Linked DNA regions of Mus musculus: region 1 is linked to region 2. A link is a loop called in an ENCODE intact Hi-C map of the cell type or tissue named here. Cell type or tissue: left cerebral cortex. All regions are shown on one strand. Links, peaks and the distances in the headings refer to the core of each region. The heading gives the core; the rest is flanking DNA. Region 1 overlaps Utrn (utrophin). Region 2 overlaps Utrn (utrophin).

The links. Hi-C counts contacts between places; a loop is a spot of excess contacts. Peaks named below come from ENCODE experiments on the same cell type or tissue, not always from the same donor. Only the 100,000 strongest peaks of a DNase experiment are listed, where the experiment ranks them.
Region 1: it touches region 2 in a loop (2.1-fold over the local background); 2 of 42 quality-filtered maps call a loop at or near these places.

Annotation. Positions count from the first base shown.
Region 1 is chr10:12,471,545-12,481,525 of GRCm38, reverse strand. It overlaps Utrn (utrophin), which reads left to right. Exons shown (of 74, transcript NM_011682.4): 55 at 156-302; 56 at 3,035-3,113; 57 at 6,195-6,255. Among named protein-coding and RNA genes, the nearest start is that of Gm25139, 110 kb to the right of the region's middle. In left cerebral cortex, for the core only: no CTCF peak of the experiment used is centred there; a DNase peak (open chromatin) is centred at 5,982.
Region 2 is chr10:12,605,138-12,615,118 of GRCm38, reverse strand. All of the region lies in intron 50 of Utrn (utrophin), which reads left to right. Among named protein-coding and RNA genes, the nearest start is that of Gm25139, 240 kb to the right of the region's middle. In left cerebral cortex, for the core only: a CTCF peak has its summit at 2,472 (motif pointing right); DNase peaks (open chromatin) are centred at 2,501, 3,365, 4,908, 5,582 and 1 more place; H3K4me3 peaks cover 2,512 bases; H3K27ac peaks cover 1,880 bases.

The sequences.
Region 1 (9,981 bases), core at 993-8,992, 130 kb after region 2:
TATTACAGGTCTGATCCAGTCAGCTGCTGTTAAGTAGTGTCTCTACTTGACAGCATCACTATGGCCTTCCTATGGTCTTCACTAAGAAGATGGCAACTCTGGCTTTTGAGAAAGTCTCTTCTGGCGACATTCTAAAATAATCTGTTTTCTACCAGGCGTTTAGAGAAGAAATTGCACCAATCAACTTAAAAGTAAAAACAATGAATGACCTGTCCAGTCAGCTGTCTCCACTTGACTTGCATCCATCTCTAAAGATGTCTCGCCAGCTGGATGACCTTAATATGCGATGGAAACTTCTACAGGTATCGGCTTAGCCCCTTCAGAATGCTATCTAACACTGCATAAAGAATACAGAACAGGAATAGAAATGTCAGGCTATACAATTGTTGATTTGTATTTAGTTTCTTAGTGTAACAATTCTTTGTGGGGTTTTTTTTTTAAACCTGAAAAACACACATTAGGATGTACACAAACAGAAACACTCAGATGGTCTTTAAAACTCACCTCAGTTGTAAACTACATATTATCTCGTCTCTCTCTTTACTGAGGGTGTTTGATAATAAATTTAGTAGGCAGGTACTTGTCTTTCTATATCTTGAAACCAAGAGCATCATTTAGTTATGAGTATGGATTTCTTGGTTATAATTTATATTTACACTGTATATAATACTTGTAAAAAATACACAAAAGCCAGTAAGTTGCAGCAATGATAACCTGGAGTCAGCCACAGGATCCTTTGTCCTGTTGTAACCTGTAAAGAAATCATTGTCTTACTTTCATTATGTGTTCTTTCTCTTTTGAAAAAGTTACAAAGCTTTTCTTCGTTTTCTTTACATTGTTCACTGTGCAGGAGTTTTCTTTCTGTTTACAGAAAGCACACCTGCACTTAGTGTCTAGATCCGACCTTCCCAAGGCAATTGTTTCAGTGGCTCCTGACCCTACTTGTAGACTCCAGATTAGCTGAGCCAGGACTCATGAGTGTTCCAGGTCTAAGCATTGGCTGACTACTGTCCATGCCAGGCAGCAGTTCATGGTACAAAGGGTCTGGGACACATTTGCTCTCCACCTCCTATCAGTCAAAGCAGCTATGCCTTTTTGCTGAAAATCCGCAGGGGAGGCTGTAACTAGAAGAGTAATAGTAAATAATTCTGACTAATTTCTCTACAATATAACATGTAGTAATACAAATGTGCAGTTCCGTCATTTTATTTGAAAAGTACTGTACATTTTAGGTTATAATATATTCTTACATTATCCAACATCAAAATGCATAAGGAGGTGACTGAGATTGGACTTGGTATGTAAATGCATTTGTAAACACCAGAATCTGTCCCTAGCAACTCACTTGGTAGAGGAAAGGGCCACCTTCTAAAAGATGCTTTGTGACGCCTGTGTCCTGACCACCCGCACGCCTCTCCATGTAGAATACATGAACGTTAATTTTTTTTTTTAATTTAATGTTACATGTTTTCTTAATGAAGTTGAAAGTGTGAGATGTGAATATTCCATATGTGACGATCTTTCCTATCCTTGTGAAGGATGTCAATAATCCGGGATTAGTCAGGCTAAGCATATTAAATTTGTAAGTGCTCACAGAGATGTCTGAACCTAATTCTTTTTGCTTCTGTCCCATCTCTCTGCATCGTTATCATTCATTATACTCATTTGAAGATTGCTTTTCTGGTCTTTCTTGATTTCCTTTTGCTTTGCCTCTGTTATCCTCATCTCTACAGATGTCAGATGTATTGTTAGATTTGATGGGAACATTCTTCCACCTTTATCTTTGATGTTGGTAGCTACTAGGGTTCAAATATCAGTCCTGGATAAGCAAAGACAAATCCCTGTTAGCAGACAGTGCTGTTAAATTTCAGGACTAGCAGCTTACTTATAAAATATGACATTTGAGCATCTCTCATAATGAATAAAGTACACTCTGATGCAATTTATGTAGCTGACCAGGAGAAAGCTGAGATGCCCAGTGAGCTAGGCAGATGCAAGTTTTATTTACAGTGTGCTGAAAATGAAATTGTTCATTCAAATGGAACAGCTCACCACCACTGCACAGACAAATAACAGGGCCAGGGAAATGGAAATGTCAGAAGGCAGTATGCAATTGTTGTTCATTTGCATTTGGTTTCATAACTGGTTTTGTCCTGTGGCACGGTAACAATAGAATCCACACTAACAACCATAGAAGGGAGTCATGGCTGGGATGCACTGGTGACACATTGCAGCCTGGAGCAGGGATTCTCAGAGGCTCCTCTTTCCTTTGGTAAAGACCATCAGATGCAAACTTGTAGGGAAATCAGAAGATGTTTCACACCCAGCTTCCAGTTTTCTCTCTTCTGTCATCTCATATACTCATTTATCTATCTCCCATCTGTCTGCCTGCCTACCTTCCTACCTACTTATCAATATGCTTATCAACCTGTGTAACCATCTAGGATCATCTGCTTAACTGCCTGTCTACCCATCTATCCATCTGTTTATGTCTTTATCTTTAGAGTTCTCTAAGCTCCATTTCCTACACATTCTCTGTGGTACTTTTATCCTCTTTTTTTATAAAAGAGGCATGGATAAGGGCTCCTCCCATGGCCACATCTTAAGCTGTCTTAGAAGCATGCTTCCTGCCACCAAGTTGGGGAGAACAGTTTTCAGGCATAAAGATGGGCTCCGATGGCCAAGGCATGAATATTCACTTTGTTCTGACTAGTTGTGTCCTCTGGCCCTTCCTTGTGTCTTGCTTTCTTCATATCTAAAATGATAACCACAATTAATATTAAGCTAATGTGGTTATTGTATAGATTGAAAGTTCATATAGATAGTTTAGAATGATCTCTGACTTTCTTTACCATTATTTAATGTCAGAAGTTGATTTTCATGCTGCCGCATTAATAAGAAGAGAAGTTTTCTGCCCAAACAGTAATGAATTGATAGAGCAACAGCATTACTTGATAAAGTAATTACGTCAAGGATGTTATGAAAACCATTGTCTTGAAGTCAGTCGTTTCATCTGGCGTGTGCTTGTGTGCAGGTTTCCGTGGACGATCGCCTTAAGCAGCTCCAGGAAGCCCACAGAGATTTTGGGCCATCTTCTCAACACTTTCTGTCCAGTAAGTATCAATAAATTTGAGTGTTCTTGCTTAACTTGAATGAATTTGCAAATTCGTTCAGTTCTGCCCAAGAAGCTCTATCTTTGCTCTAACTATACTTTAAATTAAGAGAACATGTTCATGAAATATTACTTATTGCTTATGTAATAAATGCAGTATGTAAATTGGTAAATATTCAAAGGAAAACAAAAGTAAATTTGTATCTAGATATGTTTTCTCATTTAAACATTGGTTATGATAACATATATGGTATTTGTCATGCAAAGCTTATGAATGTCTCATACCAAAAATTTATGCTGTAAGGTTTTTTAACCAGTTTATTTCAATTCTCTCTCTATATATGTATACTTAGTTTTTTTTTTAAAGCTTCACATGAATTTTAATTCACTATATAAATACTTAAATGAGAAAATGTTGGTTTACTAAGCTCAAGGTAGTCATCTCATGGACAAATGTTATACATTAAGTGTTGCACCAAGGTAGGTTTAATGGAACATCCTCCAACTGGAACTTGTAATTTTATGTGCACTTCATGAAGTCTTAGGGAAATAATTTTGAGCCCTGTTTTATTTATCATCCACTTCTGATGATACTTAAGAATGCTGAATTTTGAAACTCCCAAACTGATTTTAAATGTTAACATTGTCTTTTACTAGACCTGAGAATTTTTGAAAATTAATTTCTTGATCTCTGCATACCTATTTCCTCAGATTGCCTCAAGAATGAAATTCAGTAGTCTATCCTGTTAGACCAAGCACGCAAGCCACACCTTGGCAAAGATGCTTTCAGCACATATTAATGCCTTTTCTTTAATTTCCTATGGGAAGTATATGGAAAAAAAACAAGTTGTGTAATTTAATTAAATTTAAGTAAATTTTAAGCTCAAGGCCAAGAATACTTCTCAATTATGGAAACTTATTTTCTCTGAAACCACAGAGAAAGGGTCAGGGTTTATTTACTTTTGTATTCTTGTGAAGTCACATTTGTCATTTTCTGTCCCCTACCTCTAAGACTTACCCATCTTCAGTTCCTAAGCTGAGCCTGTGGGTGTTTGTCTCTGAGTGAGGTATAGCCCTTTGTGGTGGGTAAGGGCGGACCTTTTTTTTTAATGCTTAACATATGGATAGCACTATTGTTGAAATAAATAGCCTCTTATTATACTCATTAGATATTAAGTATTATAGATTTCTAAACCCTATAGAATAACTAAGACCAAATTGAAGAAGCATTTGTAAATAATGGAGACTCTGTAGTTCAAATGATCAGTTTATCTGCTAATATTGATGGAGCCCTACCTTTCCACCTGGCAACCTCTCCCATGGAAATCTAGTTCATGTTTCTTCAGTCATAAAGCACTGCAGAATTGCAATACACTACATGGTGTTCAAGCACGTGGTCTTCAACCGACAGTCCAAGAAGCTTGGTTATTCGAATCAAAATAATTACTGAATAAATGAAGAAGTGTGAGAAAACTTGCAATTAGTACATTTAATAATTCTTATTCCTTGCTGCTTACGGTCTTTGGCTTGATTGTGTTCTTTGGACTTTACCCATGCTTGTTAAAAAGCAAGTTCCATGAGGCACACAATAAAACCTGACCTATCAGCCTGGTGCCACCATGAAGTGAGGCTAGCTCTTATGAGAAGTTTAGCATACCTGAGTCTTCATTTCTGTGTCTGTTTGTGAATATCTGTGGACACAGTTGTAAAGATGAGTGCTTGCCTTTGATCAAGACCAGAACAATTGTTAAGGAGGAAGTTTGCTGAGCTAGTTTTTGGAAAGGTGTTGTAGTATCTGAACTACACCATTTTGAAAAGGACTTTGGGCAGCTTCTTCTTTTTTAGGGGAGGGGGGCTCATATCACAGGACTCTCTCTCTCTCTCTCTCTCTCTCTCTCTCTCTCATTATTTATTTATTTTATGTATATGAGTACACTGTTACTCTCTTCAGACGCACCAGTTGAGGGCATTGATTCCCATTACAGATGGTTGTGAGCCATCATCTGGTTGCTGAGACTAGAGCTCAGGACGTCTGGAAGAGCGGGCAGTGCTCTTAGACAGTGAGCCATCTCTCCAGCCCTTGGGCAGCTATTTTTAACTCTGCGTATTTAGCTTCTTCTCCATTATACTGGACATTGGTGTGTGGATCTTGCTGCATTTTCAAAATAAAGTTTGGATTTGGGATGCTTGGCAAAGTTTAGAATGTTGCATATTTGCAAGATATCAATGTGCCAAGAAATTATGAAAAAATAGTGACGTGTCTATATGAAGGTCTAGAGATAGTTGTAAACTTTCATTTTAATTTACCTGGTACCTTGCTTAGCAAAATTCTTCTGGTTCTAAATTCATGTGGCTACTCTACTTAAATAAACATTTAACTAATTGATTTACTAAAGCACTAATGTAATGTATCTTTACAAGTAATCAGTAAACAGAATTTCAAAAAGGAAAGAACTTCCATTAAAAGGCATCATATCTCAATCGTGGCAAACATCTCAAACATACTACAAACATGGAAAACTGTTTTTTAAATACTGCGGATCAAAATAAATATCTGATATTTTTCTTAGATGATCTGCTTGCTTCTTAAAAAACCCCTTGCCTATTTTTATGTTGAATTTTCTTTCTAAAACCTTCTTATAATTAAATTTGCTTGAGTGCCATCTGTTCATAATAGCTGAGCCTATGAATATGGTGCAAAGTGAAGAATACTATTAGTGATCTAGAAATTCCATCTTGGGAACTGTCATTTTAAATCTGAATGTACAGCATATAGGGAGCATGCTTTGCAGATGGCACTGTGTTCTGTGTTGCAATGTTTATGAACAATAACCTGATTTTGTGAAAGTGTTTTCATTGTTAGGGTCTGACAGAATCGGCTCTGGACGTTGAGTCTTGGTTCTTTTCCTCACTTCACATGAAGCTTTAAAGCTGTGCTGCTTGGCCTCGTGCTTTTCTTAATTGCAGGAATCCAGCTCAGAGCCAGAACGGGTCCCTCAAGAGTTGCTCCGAAATGTGTTCATTTGTTTTACATTAAGGTGTAAGGCTTGCTGCTTCCAATAACTTCCTTTTGTTTCCTCAGCTTCAGTCCAGCTGCCGTGGCAGAGATCCATTTCACATAATAAAGTGCCCTATTACATCAAGTAAGTCCACTTCAGTTCTCTTTTATGTACCAAGAAAATAAAGTTTTACCGAATAATTGAAGAGCGCTCCTGCTCCCCTATGTAACTTGTTTTGTTGTTGGTCATTTTTGTTTGTTTGTTTGTTCTGAGACAGGGTCTCCCTATGTAGTCCTGGCTGGCCTGGAACTTATTATGAAGCTAGGTTGGCCTTGAACGCAGGGAGATCCCCACCCCCACCCCCACCCCCAGCCTTTGCCTTCCAAGTGCTGGGAATAAAGCTGTGTACCGGACCCAGAGGGTCTGCGGCACAAACCCAGCTCCCTGGACGTTTTAATCCAGAATTCAATCCGCTTACCAAGAGGAAGATGTGCATGATAATAATGGGAAGAAATTAATTTTAAGATCAGCGAGTTGTCCTTCCTTAGGTCTTTCTGGCCTTGGGGACAGGTCACTGAGTTGCTATTTTATCATCATCTTCATCTTCCTCTTTCTCCTCATCATAAGGTTTTTTCAGCCTAGTTTCTCTCTCCTGTTACTTCTTATGTGACATATTCTGACCCTTATCTAGTTTGCACACCATCTCAGGATGCTGGTCCTTTACTTACTGTATACTTTGTCCCAGAAAAGAATGATGAAGCACTCCTCTGTTATCTCTGGAAGGGGAGGTTAGTGAAGCAGTTGCTTTACAACGCAATCCAGCACTAAGCATTGTCATCGACCCTATTATGTATTAGGAGAACTAGATTGTAATTCTGAGAGTGCACACTGAGTATCAAAAGACAGCTGTGGCTCACATTAGCTGTGTGGCCTTGGGTGAGTTGAATAAAAAAAAGTCTCTGTGCCAAGATCTCTTTGTATGGTGTCTGAAACTAACTGTGGTCTCTTGAAAATCAAAGTGTGTTCTCTTAAAAATCCTATTTCAATATTAATTGACTTTCGGATCTTTGTTTGGAAAAAGCTTGTGAAACCAATATTTGTTGAATAGGACATTTTAATATGCCCTTCCTTCTATCCTGAAATCCATTCTTATTTTTAAAACAAACTGGTCATCATCTATAAAAATATAAGCAGTATGTGTTACATTGTCTTGTGAGAATTGAACTCTTTTGTTCATAGACAGCATTTGGTATATTGAGTTGTGATGGATTCTAGAATGAGGCATCAAGGCAATTGATGAGTGTGTCATTTCTACAGACAGGAATGGAAAGGACTCCAAGACTGGGTGAGATGATTTGTCTTGGTTGAAAGCAGTTGTGGCCATCTAATTAAAATTTTAAAATTTCTTAGCTGTTTTACATTTTAATTTCAATTAATAATAACTTTAGCAATGGTATTGAAGAGCTTTAGTCTGCTTGGGTAAATATTTACCTGAATCAAATAATAAGGCTTTAGTTATAAATCTGAGACAGAATAAGCCCTCCCCTTAAAGAAGTCCAATCCTAACCCCTGGGACTTTGACTCAGTTCTCTTTATACATAACAGTGTTGACAACAACATTTAGCAACAGTCTCCAGGTTGTAGGCTACCATAGGCAGATTATCCTGATGTCAGTGAAATCATGTGAGCCTTTTAAAAGGAAGAAAGCAGCTGAGGAGAAGCCAGACTGGAAGAGGGAAATACAGATGCAACTTTGAAAATGGAGGAAGTGGAATGTCCTTCTGGGAATAGAGACAATTGGAAGAAGCTGGGAAAGAAGGGGTGTGGTCCTTATAGACCTCCCAGAAGCATCCATGCCGTGCTCAATGCTAGCCTTTGGAAGCTTTTTGTGTGGTAGCATTAAAAAATGAGTATACATACAGTCCCAAGTTTAGAAATCCATAAAGATTGATTAAAATGAATTCATGGATAGTTTGACCTAGACTCCTCTATAATCAGATATTTTAAAATGTAAACGCGATCTAGTAAAACAGAATTTGTTTTCACTAGATAGAGAAAATTGGAAATGGCTTACTCTTTTCCTTTGTTTTGTTTTTGTGGGGGTCGGGAAGACATCTACAGTTCATTTCACACACACACACACACACACACACACACACACACACACACACACACACTTCCATTAGCTGAAGAATTTCCATTTGTATACATCAGTAATAGATGACGAAGAATTAAGCAGTTGGACCTTGTCTAACCCCTGGAGTTTATGTTGCGGCACAGTGGAAGAGTGTTCTTGCTCAGTCAGTCAATTCTCATGGAGAGAAAACACGTGGGAGCAAAGTTGGCCTATCCGACATCTTATTGCTTGCTCATAACCAACACTGGAAAAATAATATATAAAACAGCACTGGCAATTCTTTAATTCTTTAATGTTTAAAGGTTAAGCTTCCTATAATGTTTTCTATATCTTAGTAAATATCAGATTTTCTTTTCTCTTTTTAGTAATTATTACTTGGCAGTTTCATACATACATTCTGGTAACTGCTCATCTCCTCACTCTCTCCTGTCCTTTTCCCACCTCCATTAATCCCCCCTCCTACCAAGAGCTCCTCTTCTTGCTTTCTTGTCTTTTGCTTTGTTTTGTTTGTACTTTGTGCCTCAGATCCTCCATGGCTACCCACCTGGAAATGGGTCATTTTCTTAAATACATACAGATTTAGCGTTAAATGTCTTTTATGGTATTCACAATTTAGAGCAAAGTCTCCGGGTTCTATAAAATTCACTAATCTGGCAGTTTTTCATTGTTTACTCTGTTATGCAACTTTCCAGTTTATTTCCCCATAGAAAAAGGAACATTAAACTTGGGAGGTAGAGTTTAGAGTGCCAGTTTTCACTTAGAATTGTTACGAAAACAAGAGTCAATCCTTGGGTAAATTCATAAGCAAGTAAATGATGAATGAAAGAACTTTTAATGTGTATTTCCTCTTGCATGTCTGTACATATAAGTAGAAAAAAATGTTTAAAACCTACTTAGCATTATTGTCACGCTATTAGAATTTCCTGGGGCAAAGTGAGTGAATTAATTTAGCTGTCAGAAAATAGTATTCAAGTAGAAATTTTAAGCTTGCATTTTCGTACATGTAATGCTGGAGTGCAGCAAGAGACTTAAGGAGAGGTGAAACTTATTTTGGGGTTATATCTTAATTGTATAGGTGAATTAAAAATATAGGATACAGATCGAGATGGCCCTTCATTAGCGTTTTGAAGTTCATGGTAGTGAGAGGCATGTCTTTGAAGAGCATCAGGATGTAGATGTGAACTGTGAGAACATGTCTATCTGGCATGACTCTGTTACTGCCTGTGATAGTTGGGTGCCTGGTGCACTAACAAATGCCAGAGAGGAATAAATAAGGTCATAAAGAAAAACAGGTTTAATCAAAATGCTGAGTTGTGGAGCCTGGTCCTAATGGCTACATCTACAAACACTCCCTCACCTAAGACTCAGGGAATATTGCAGAAGAGGTGGTGGAAAGATTGTAAGAGCCAGAGGGGATCAGGGAGTTTACTCTGAGACTGTGTTTCCTAGTAACATTGGAAGCTACACCCATAAAGTCTCACTGACCTATCTGCCCAAACAGGAGCGCAAGGATGACATCAGTGGATGCCAGCCTGACTGGAGGAAAATCCACAGGTCCTCAACACTGGACAAAAAACTATAGGCGACTGAAGACGGCTGGGAGTAGGCGAGGTGGCCTTCCCCAGTGAAGAGAATACCAATTGGTTGCCTAGGGCCTTACAAACATACATACAAACAAACATTTAGCAGCTTATACTTTGGAGTGTGTGTGTGTGTGTGTGTGTGTGTGTGTG
Region 2 (9,981 bases), core at 949-8,948:
GGAGCCGCGTTCCACTGGGAGTGCTCGCATCTCTCTGTAAAGCCTCATGTTCCCTGCCACCCGGTCTCCTCATGTAAACTCAGCTACCAGGCATGCACCGTGGCCGTGATGGGGTTCACTCTCTGTCCCCAGGGGAAGTCGCCTTTGTATCTTTAGCTTTAGTGCTTCACTTAATATCCTCTCGTCTCCGGAGCGCTCTCCTTCCCTGCAGCCAGCAGTGCTTGGCCACGCTGCAACTTGCTTCATTTCTGGCCACGCCAGGCTGAGCAGGTCCTGGCTGTGAGCATCTGCTGGGGGCTGTCTGGGTGGCGTTCTTCAGTGTTTTTGTCAAATCAAGAAGTTGATGGACTCCCAGCCTCCTTTTCTCTAGAACCTTAAACCCCCCTTTATCTTTCAAATGCATGTCTGGAAACGAGCATGCTCAGAGAACTGGCAAATCATTGTCCAGTGACCGGGAGGAAATGATCGCTGCTCTTCATTTATAATGCAAATTCTGAGGACTCTTCAGAAGTGTGGTAAACTTAAAATGATGGCGGTGGTGAGAACGTCTCTGCAGAAAGTTGTGGTTTTGTTACATCGTTTACAAAGGATGGCAGTTTCCTCTCCGCGGTACCAGAAGCTCTGCAAGGTAACTGATTGGAAATAGGGAGTGGGTGTCTGAAGAATCCACTGTTGCCTGGCTAGGAAATACTCATCTTTCAGGCTCCTCTGAAGGAAAGGAAAAACTCCCTTTCCAGGCAACTGATTGCAAAAGCTGTTAAAAGAAATCGCTCCATTAAAATTTATTTAAGCCTATGAGACAAGTACTATTTTAGTACATATTTTATTTTACCATCTATAACCTAGTCTTCTGAGATGGGTTGTTTGGAGAAAATATGACAAACTATTTTCATTAAGACCTGTTACCTCTGGGGTACTTTACAATATCTTAATATTTAATGACACATTAATACAATGTTAAGCTCCAGCAAAATCAAGCAGAGAGCTCAGAATGCTCTTTCAACAGATTGCTTACCGTGCTCTTCTTTTTATAGCTGATATTTTCCAATTAAGAAAAGTAATGCCCATTTTAAAAACAAGCTTAGCCCCATTGTAAACATTTCTTATATTCTTGTGTGTCCACATGTCCTAGTTAAAGTTGAAGAACACAATTTTCTGTGGCCAGGTGGGTTAAGTAGTGTTTTAGGATATAACTTGTTTGACAGTTATACATTTTGAATGCAATGTCAGTTATTCTAAACACAAGCCGTCCCACGTCCTCCTGTGTTGTTTTGGGTTAGTATTTGTTATTGCCCATGGTCTTATCTTATTTAGTGTTCGTACTGTCTCCTTATTTTTATAAAAACAAGATGATATGATGCAAAAGGAAGATTATAGCAGCAGCAAATCAAATTTTATGTTATTACAATTTTCTCCCTGTACAATTCTTAGTATGCTTCTAAAGAAGGAATCTTACTGTTCTTTAAAAGATCAACTGATCAGTAATTGGGAAAACTGCCTCTTATCTCATTATTTTTCTGAAGATGTTAAATTTGATGTGTTGAAGCACCTAGGCTCTGCCTATAAAGCAATGGGTCTAGGCTGGGAAGCTGGATTCTGTTAATTTGATTTTTTTTTTTAATCACAGTGTTGTGCTTTACAGTTTGTCTAATTTAATATATGTCTGTCCAGAAACTTACTTTTTAAAATATAATCTTAGGAAATCGATTGATATAGTGAGACGTGCTTTAAAGAGATGCTATATTTTCATTTGTGTTAAGTTAATTAAAGCTTGATCCAACTTATTAATCCAGTCGGAAAAGTACAGAACTAACTGTTGGATATGTTGAGATTTCATCTGCTTAAAGAATCCGTGTGTTTTTGTAAGATGTTTACATTTTCACAAAAAGCCAATTTTGATAATGGAGAAGAAAAATGCATTCACTAAATAAGTATTAGTATTTTACTTTTTAAGTATTGGTATAGATACATGAATCATTAATATATGTTACTTTTTTAAAGCTAAGGATATAAATGTATGAAGCATTAAAAAAAAGCTGGGTTATTATTTTTCTCATCTATTCCCATAAGCACTTTCACAAAAGCAGAGGGGTTTTGAGCTGTAAGGCCATTGGGTGCGTTGACTTCCACACATAAAGCAAAGTTAAGGTGCTGGAGAAAGCTACTAAGTAGTCTTATGATAAGACCCTGAATAAGCACACATCATGTTACTGGAGTCATGGGGAAGTTCACTTCCAACAGGAGTATTCTTTGGGAAGATTTATTGAGATTTGTAATTTCTCAAAGATGCCTTAGAATTTAAATCTTCGGCACGGGCATTACTTTTTGGGAACCTGAGGTTGTCTTATTTGCAATTGAAATTTACCCTTTATATATTCTCTACCCTATGTGAAATTAGCTACTGCTCAGACAGGGAGGGGGGGGGCACACACTTCCAGTACTTTCCAGTAGGTGTCAGTGTCAGGCAGTGATATATGAGGTTTGGGGACTCCAGACAGGGAAGTGGCGTGATGCTGTTGTTGACTATGAATAAATGAACTGGTAGCAGGTATCTTTTATTTATCTTATTGTATGTGGGAAATGGATCCTAATGCATATCATTGTGGATAAAATTATAGGTACAGACTTAAATGTCAGTTGTCCTTCTCTGTTAATGGCATGGTATCTATATCTACTGAGCCTACTTGTTACCAGTGCTGTCACTGTGCTGCAAGTTTGACCAGCTGTACTGTTTATCTGCTTAGCGAGACACTGAATTCTCTTTATTTAAATTGCAAATGTTGTTACAGCTATTTCCCCCTATATCCCTTACATTCTCTAAATTTAGTCTTTTAGAAAGGAAATGTTAAATACTTCAGTGTTTTGCCATAAAAAATACAGAAAGTCTATATTTCAAGTACATTTAAAGACGAGAGAGAGAGAGAGAGAAAGAGAGAGAGAGAGAGAGAGAGAGAGAGAGAGAGAGAAGAGAAGAGTCTATTTTGCGTTCATCTTGGCATTTTGAAAACTGGTGTCTGAATATTTGTACCCTCTTCATCTTTCACATCTTTCTTTTGTCTGTTGTATGGGTATCAGTCATTTATAAGTAAGTGAAAAACGACTGGAAAATTGTGCACAGTATTCTTATTTTGAGTTTTATTTATTTGTATGTATTTCCCCCTGCCTATTTCTCATAGGGAAAGGGACAGGGATGGGCAGAACTTGGGGAAACTGTGGCTCTGAGTAACCCCCCTCCAACTGTACATGGTGTTGTATTTTTTGCTTTTAAAGGTGTTTCTTTCTGGTTATACAATCCCTAAAATTTGGGCAGGAAACAGAAACACATTGGCTGCTGACTTGAGAAGCAGCAGCATTGAAATTGCCCTGATGACCTCGAGCCACCCCACGCTAGATGCTAATTTCTCCTGATTTGGCTTAGATCACTTAGCTTCTTTAAAATATTAATGACTCTAGAGGATAATTTTTCCTCTATTAGAGCACAGTGGACACAAAGCTGGATGTAAGTGACTTTTAAGATTGCTACTGACTTTAACTTGTTTGCATTTTGTGATTATCTTGGCCTGTTTTCAGTCTTTGAATTGAAACCTGATTGAGGTTATGTTGAGTTAGAGAGGAATTTTATAATCCCACCCCCACCCCCACCCCCTCAGGGACATTTTTAATGGCATATTTAATAATTGACGTGGTAAAAAGTAGATTCTTACAAGGTAGATTAGTGGGTGAGTCATAGAACATTGAAAAATAATTAGTATTATAAATTGAGTCCTTCATGACTTCAGCATTTTTATTGATTTAGCTAATTATTTTGATTTAGTTTTATGATTTTTTTGTGCTGCCAGCATATGTATGTAAAACAGTTTCGCTGAAATAATTTTGTGCCCAAACATTTTGTCATGTGTCCTATGAGTTAAAATATTTTAAGCATCCTGGTGTATATTATTAATTCAAGGTTGTGCACAGGTGCCATGAAGAAGGAAACAGCTGTTCAAGAATCATAGAGTGTTGATTTGTTCGTGTGGTCAATATTGTCTTCTTACTGCCCAGACTGATTCGCCCCTTCATTCTGTGCATTTTTCTCCCACCATTGGCTTATTAGTAGGGGACAATGACGGCTTGGAAAGCCAGGGATGACAAGTGATGTTTAAACAAAATCAGTTTCTCCTCCCTGACGTCTGTATATATGTTTGTGTGTGAGAACCACATAGACCCTGTGTGGGTACTTTTATAAAGGGTAACTCTATAACTGAACATATCCCAATCACTCAGTGTTTGACATGACTTTTAAGTTCACATGCTGCCTGGCATCTGTATGTTAATATGAGGTTCATATAAGGTCAAGCATATGTGCTGGACAGTGGTGGCACATGCCTTTAATCCTAGCACTTGGAAGGCAGAGACAGGCTGATTTCTGAGTTCGAGGCCAGCTTGGTCTACAGAGTGAGTTCCAGGACAGCCAGGACTACATGAAGAAACCCTGTCTCGAAAAAACAAAAAAATAAACCAAAACAAAACAAAAAAGGTTGAACATATGTGTTTTGGGGGAAAAAAATAGAACACGTGAGTGGTGCATTTTAAAATAAGCCTTACAGGTTTTACTTTCAGGTGGGGTGTGTTGCTCTCCTTGGATAACTAAACCCTGAAGTGTTTCAGAGCATGAAACAAGCTTGACTTGGCCACAGTCTGAATGTTAAGACAGAGGTATTTTAAGACCATCTGTCAGGCTCCCTTGGTTTCTCTCAGTAACCAAACCGTACACATATTTCTTGAGCCACAGTAAATGGACGTCCTAGCCTGAGGTCCCCTTGATCATGAGTCAGTTCTTGCTTTCATGAGAAGCCAGTGGGTTGGGTAGTTCAGAAGGTGTATGGAGGTGGAGATGCCGTGGAGCAAAATGGCGGATGCGGAGGGATTCACATTTATTCTCCCCTTTCCTTGGTGCTGTTTGTGGTGTCTCATCAGAGATGTGTGAACTCCCAGAACGAGTACTTTCTTAATGCTCTGTCTTCTGCAGTTCCTGCTGAGGTCCAGATTACTGACTCAAAACAGGAGACCTTCCTCCCTGCCTGTGACTGTCACAGGAGTTTTGTTTTGTGGCTTCCCAAAGGGGCAGCAGCTTAGCTGATCTGTGACCTCCCTTTTTACCATAATTCCTCATATCAACGCGAATGTCAAAATTATCTTTTATTACTTAAGTAGTAACATATCGTTAATCAGAAAACCCATGTTACCAATGACTTCACTTATGATTTAATGCAGTGCTTTTTACATGATTAAAAAATAGCCGGGCGTGGTGGTGGCGGACGCCTTTAATCCCAGCACTTGGGAGGCAGAGGCAGGCGGATTTCTGAGTTCGAGGCCAGCCTGGTCTACAGAGTGAGTTCCAGGACAGCCAGGAAAATACAGAGAAATCCTGTCTCGAAAAACACCCCCACCCCCAAATGCCGGTCACAAAGTTAAGTGGTTCTTTAAGAACAAAAAACGTTAGTTGGAACTCTGCGTGACTGACGCGGATACAGTAGGGAGTAAACAGAAAGTTCTTTCTGAGAAGAGAGCTGGCATAGCACTCTAGATTCAGAAAATGCTATTTTGTCATCGTGACTAAAAGCTTGATGACTTGTGTTTCCTCTGGGGTGCAGTTTATTAAGTATCAAATGGAAATTTCCAGCCTGTATGTATGGATCTGAAAGCTATAGGCACGAACCGCTTTCTCTTGGTTCTCGGCAGAGCCCTGCTGGCCTTTCAAAGGGAAGTTAGTTGTTTATATTTAGCTCTGGAAATTAAGCAATTAGCAGGGATAGGAGAATATAGACAATGTCACACCATTGTCGTTTTCTCACTTGCTCGAAGTTTGTTCATCTCAGGCAAGGTAAATGAGTCCAAGTAATTGAAGTTGGAAAGGATGTGGAGTGTGGGAGAGGATTGCTTTTCATTTTTCTTTTTCTAGTTTGTTCAGGTCTGTGAAGTTCTGAAAGACTGATTTGTAACAAAGCTCAGTCACAGAAGCGGACAGTGCTTTTTAATGCTTAATAAATAATTGGCCGCTGTGACAGCATGGCCTGATAAAGCCGGAACGGAATCCCTCTAGAATGGAAAGTGAAGTAGTTGGGTCAGGCCTGGTGGTACAGGTTCTGTACTCTCAGCTAACTGGGAAGCTGAGGCTGGAAGATTGTTCCAGGCCTGGGTGGTTTGTAGAGTGAACTGAAGGTCAGGTTGTATAACTTAGTGACTCTCTGTCTTGTATTGAAATGTTAAAGTATCAAAGCTTTGTGTATTGTGCCAGGTGAACATTTGCCTAACATATGTAAGGCCCTAAGGGCAATTCCCTGCAGTTGCTGGAAGGTGTTGGTTTTCAGGGTGGGTGCCTCCTTCTCCCTGCTCTTCCTCCTTCTCTTCTCCCTCTTCTTCCTCCTTCTCTTCCTCCTCCTCCTAATACATATTTGTGCATGTTTATTATAGAATTGGTAGACAGTTTCTGTGTATAGACACCATGACCTTGACAACTCTTATTAAAAAAACAAAACAAGACAAAACATTTAATTGCGCTGGCTTACAGTATAGAGGTTCAGTCCCTTACCATCATGGTGGGAAGCATGGCAGAGTGCAGGCAGACATGGAGCTGAGGGTTCTATATCTGGATCCTCAAACAGCAGTTGGAGACTGTGTCACACCAGCCACATTTGACCTTATGCTACCTCAAAGCCTGCCCTCACAGTGACACACTTTCTCCAACAAGGCCACACCTCCTCCAAGGAGGCCACAGCTCCTAATACTGTCACTTCCTATGGGCCAAGCACTTATATACATTTGTGTATGGGCTCCATACCTGTTCAACACCACATTCACAAAAGTGACCATCTCTTTTGAGACAGGATCTTTTATTGGCCTGACCTCACCAAGCTGTCCAGACTGGGGTGGATTCTCCCTGTTTAGACTTCCCTAGCTCTGGGATTACAAAGACAGTGCACACACACCACCATACCCAACAAACATTTTTCTGTGGTTTCTGAGAATCAAGCTCAAGTCAAGCACTTTATCCAGTGAGCCACCTTCTCAGGCCATATTTATGGTGTCTGTATTTTTTCCTACTGTAAAAGGACTAGGAAAACAAAAACTGTTGACATAGAAAACCACAGCACAATAAAAATTAACAGGAAAGCAACAACCCTAGACTCCATGGGAAAGCGTCTAATGAAACACGGACAGAGACGCCTAATGAATAGGATTGTAAACGTTCTATGTGTTTTTAAGATAGTGTTAATATATATTTTTATATGTTTTATCTATCATCTATCCATTTATATATCTTCTATTTATCTATCTATCTAATTTATATATCATCTATCTACATATCTTTCATCTATCTATCTATCTATCTATCTATCTATCTATCTATCTATCTATCTTCCTACCTATCATCTGTCTGGGAAAGAAAATTGTCACCAGTTCTATGTAACATCTGGAGAAACAAGCTCTTTTAACTCCACAGTGAAGGCACAGAGTAGGCGATGCTTGGCCAGTACATGATTTAACTGGCACTGTTGACAGGTTTTCTGATTCCAGATTCAGTGTCTCTCTGCATTTCATTTCAGGTGGTCACAGTGGTTATCCTGAGCTACAAAGAACCATGCGGTTGAGGGGTAAAGAAAGAGAAAGTAGCTTAAGTCATTGCTATACTTTCTTTTAGTTATCATTCGTTGTATTTTCACTGTACTAGGAAGGAAATCCCCTGTGTAGATGTTTCATCACCCGTAGTCTTGGGCATGCCTAGGTACTTGTTCTCATCTTGAAGTTGAAAAAACAATGAGCAACTGGGCTGTGGTGGCGCACGCCTTTAATCCCAGTACTCGGGAGGCAGAGGCAGGTGGATTTCTGAGTTTGAGGCCAGCCTGGTCTACAAAGTGAGTTCCAGGACAGCCAGGGCTACACAGAGAAACCCTGTCTCGAAAAACCAAAAAAAAAAAAAAAAGAAAAAAAAAAAAAGAAAAACAATGAGCTACATTATTTTTGAAACTATTTTGGCTATATGAACGTTTTTGTTTCCAGTTTCTATAGGCTTTTTTTTTCCCCCCTAATGGATTCATTTCTCAGCTTTGTACAAAGGATGGATTGGCTCATTTTAATGCAAATTGATATAGTTGGTTCTGGGTTTTGATTCATAATTTAGCTTGGTTTGAGTCTCAATACCACAAGTATTGAATTATGTATTCCCCAAGCCTAATTCTCCATACCCAAATGTAGTTTTTTATCATCATATTTAAGACACATAATAGCGCCTTTAGAAGATAAGTGGGAAGGAGCCAGCTGTGGAGCACCTTGTTTTAGTGAAGCATCTTCTCTGTTTTGAAAGTCATGTATTCAGTGGTTCTCATGCACCACATATATGTTCAGCGTGCAGGGATGTGCCAGCTTTGTCAGTCCCAGAAGTTCATTTAAGTTGTTCTAAAGACATTTAAAATATTTTCTTCTTATGTTTTTTATTTGTTTGTTTTAAAACTTTAAAGCTTTGTTTTTATTATTTTTGAAGTGTGTATCTCTCTCTCTCTCTCTCTCTCTCTCTCTCTCTCTCTCTCTGTCTCTGTGTGTGTGTGTGTGTCCGTGTGTGTGTGTGTGTGTGTCCGTGTCTGTGTCTGTAGTGATGTGTACATGAGTATAGCCAGAGAGGCTTGGATCCTCTGGAGCTGGAGTTACAGGCAGTTGTGAGTTGCTTAACATAGGTGCTGGCATCCAGCTGTACTACTCGGAAAGGCAATTAGGTGACCCTAATCCTCTGAGCTAGCTATCTTTCCAGCCCTGTTTGTTTTTTGAGGCTGTCTCTGCATATGTAGCCCATGATGACCTCAAACTAAGCATCCACCTGCCTCAGCTTCCAGGGTACTAGGATTACAGTCTCATACCACCACAGCCATTTATTTTAATAATTAATAATAGTAGTAATGGTATGAACTTTTGAAGAATTGTTGTGAGTCAAAGTGTTCATACTAGTCTAGAATAAGACTATGTGTATTCACATAATTTTGGCCTGGTCATTTACTACGTTGACATCACCTTGACAAACCATTGACAGGATCTATAGCTCAGCTGTCTTTCCAGAAAATGAGAGTCCAGTTAATCTCTCTGAATTTCACTAACATCTTGAATCTTTACACAGGCTGTATGGGTATTCATTGATCAAGGGAGATGACCTAGGGAGTGTGCCCATAACTTCACGTGCCTGTGTGTGGTATTGTTACTTTCCTGGTATTCTCTAACATTAAAGGGACCACCAAATCCTAATAAGGAAGTCCACAGCATAATGGCCCGGGGAGTGCCTCTCAAAGATTCAAACCTTGTAGACTCTGGCTTCCTGAGATGAAGTCTGGGCCATCCTCAGCAGGGCTACCTTACACCACTGTTCTCTATAGAGAATAAGGAAAGAGTGCTAAGAGTGCTACAGAGGGGTGTGTGTGTGTGTGTGTGTGTGTGTGTGTGTGTGTGTGTGTGTGTGTGTGTCTTGGTTTCTGTTTGCAGCTCTGCTTGGGAAAGTCCAGGCAATCCTTTCCCTTGACCTTGAGGTAAGATTCCCATAGGATATGCATTCCCCAGTTCTGTTCACTCCTCTGGATTTCCAGGCTCCTCCTTATTGCCTATAATCTTTGAAGCCTACAATACAACTATCATGCACTGATTTAGACATTATTAAGAGACTCTGTTCTTTTTAAACAAAGCCAGGAAAGACATCACTTGTCCTGGGACCACTGTAGGAGAATACAACACATTTACTTAGAGATAGAGAAAAGCAAAAACTTCTTAAATACATTTTTCAGTATCTTGAAGAATGATCACTGTTTTGTTTTGTTTCTGTTTTTTGAGACAGGGTTTCTCTGCGTAACAGCTCTGGCTGTCCTGGAACTCATTCTTTAGACCACGGTGCCCCAAACTCACAGAGGCCTGCTTCTGCTTCCTGAGTGCTAGGTTTAAAGGCATGTACCACCACACATAGCA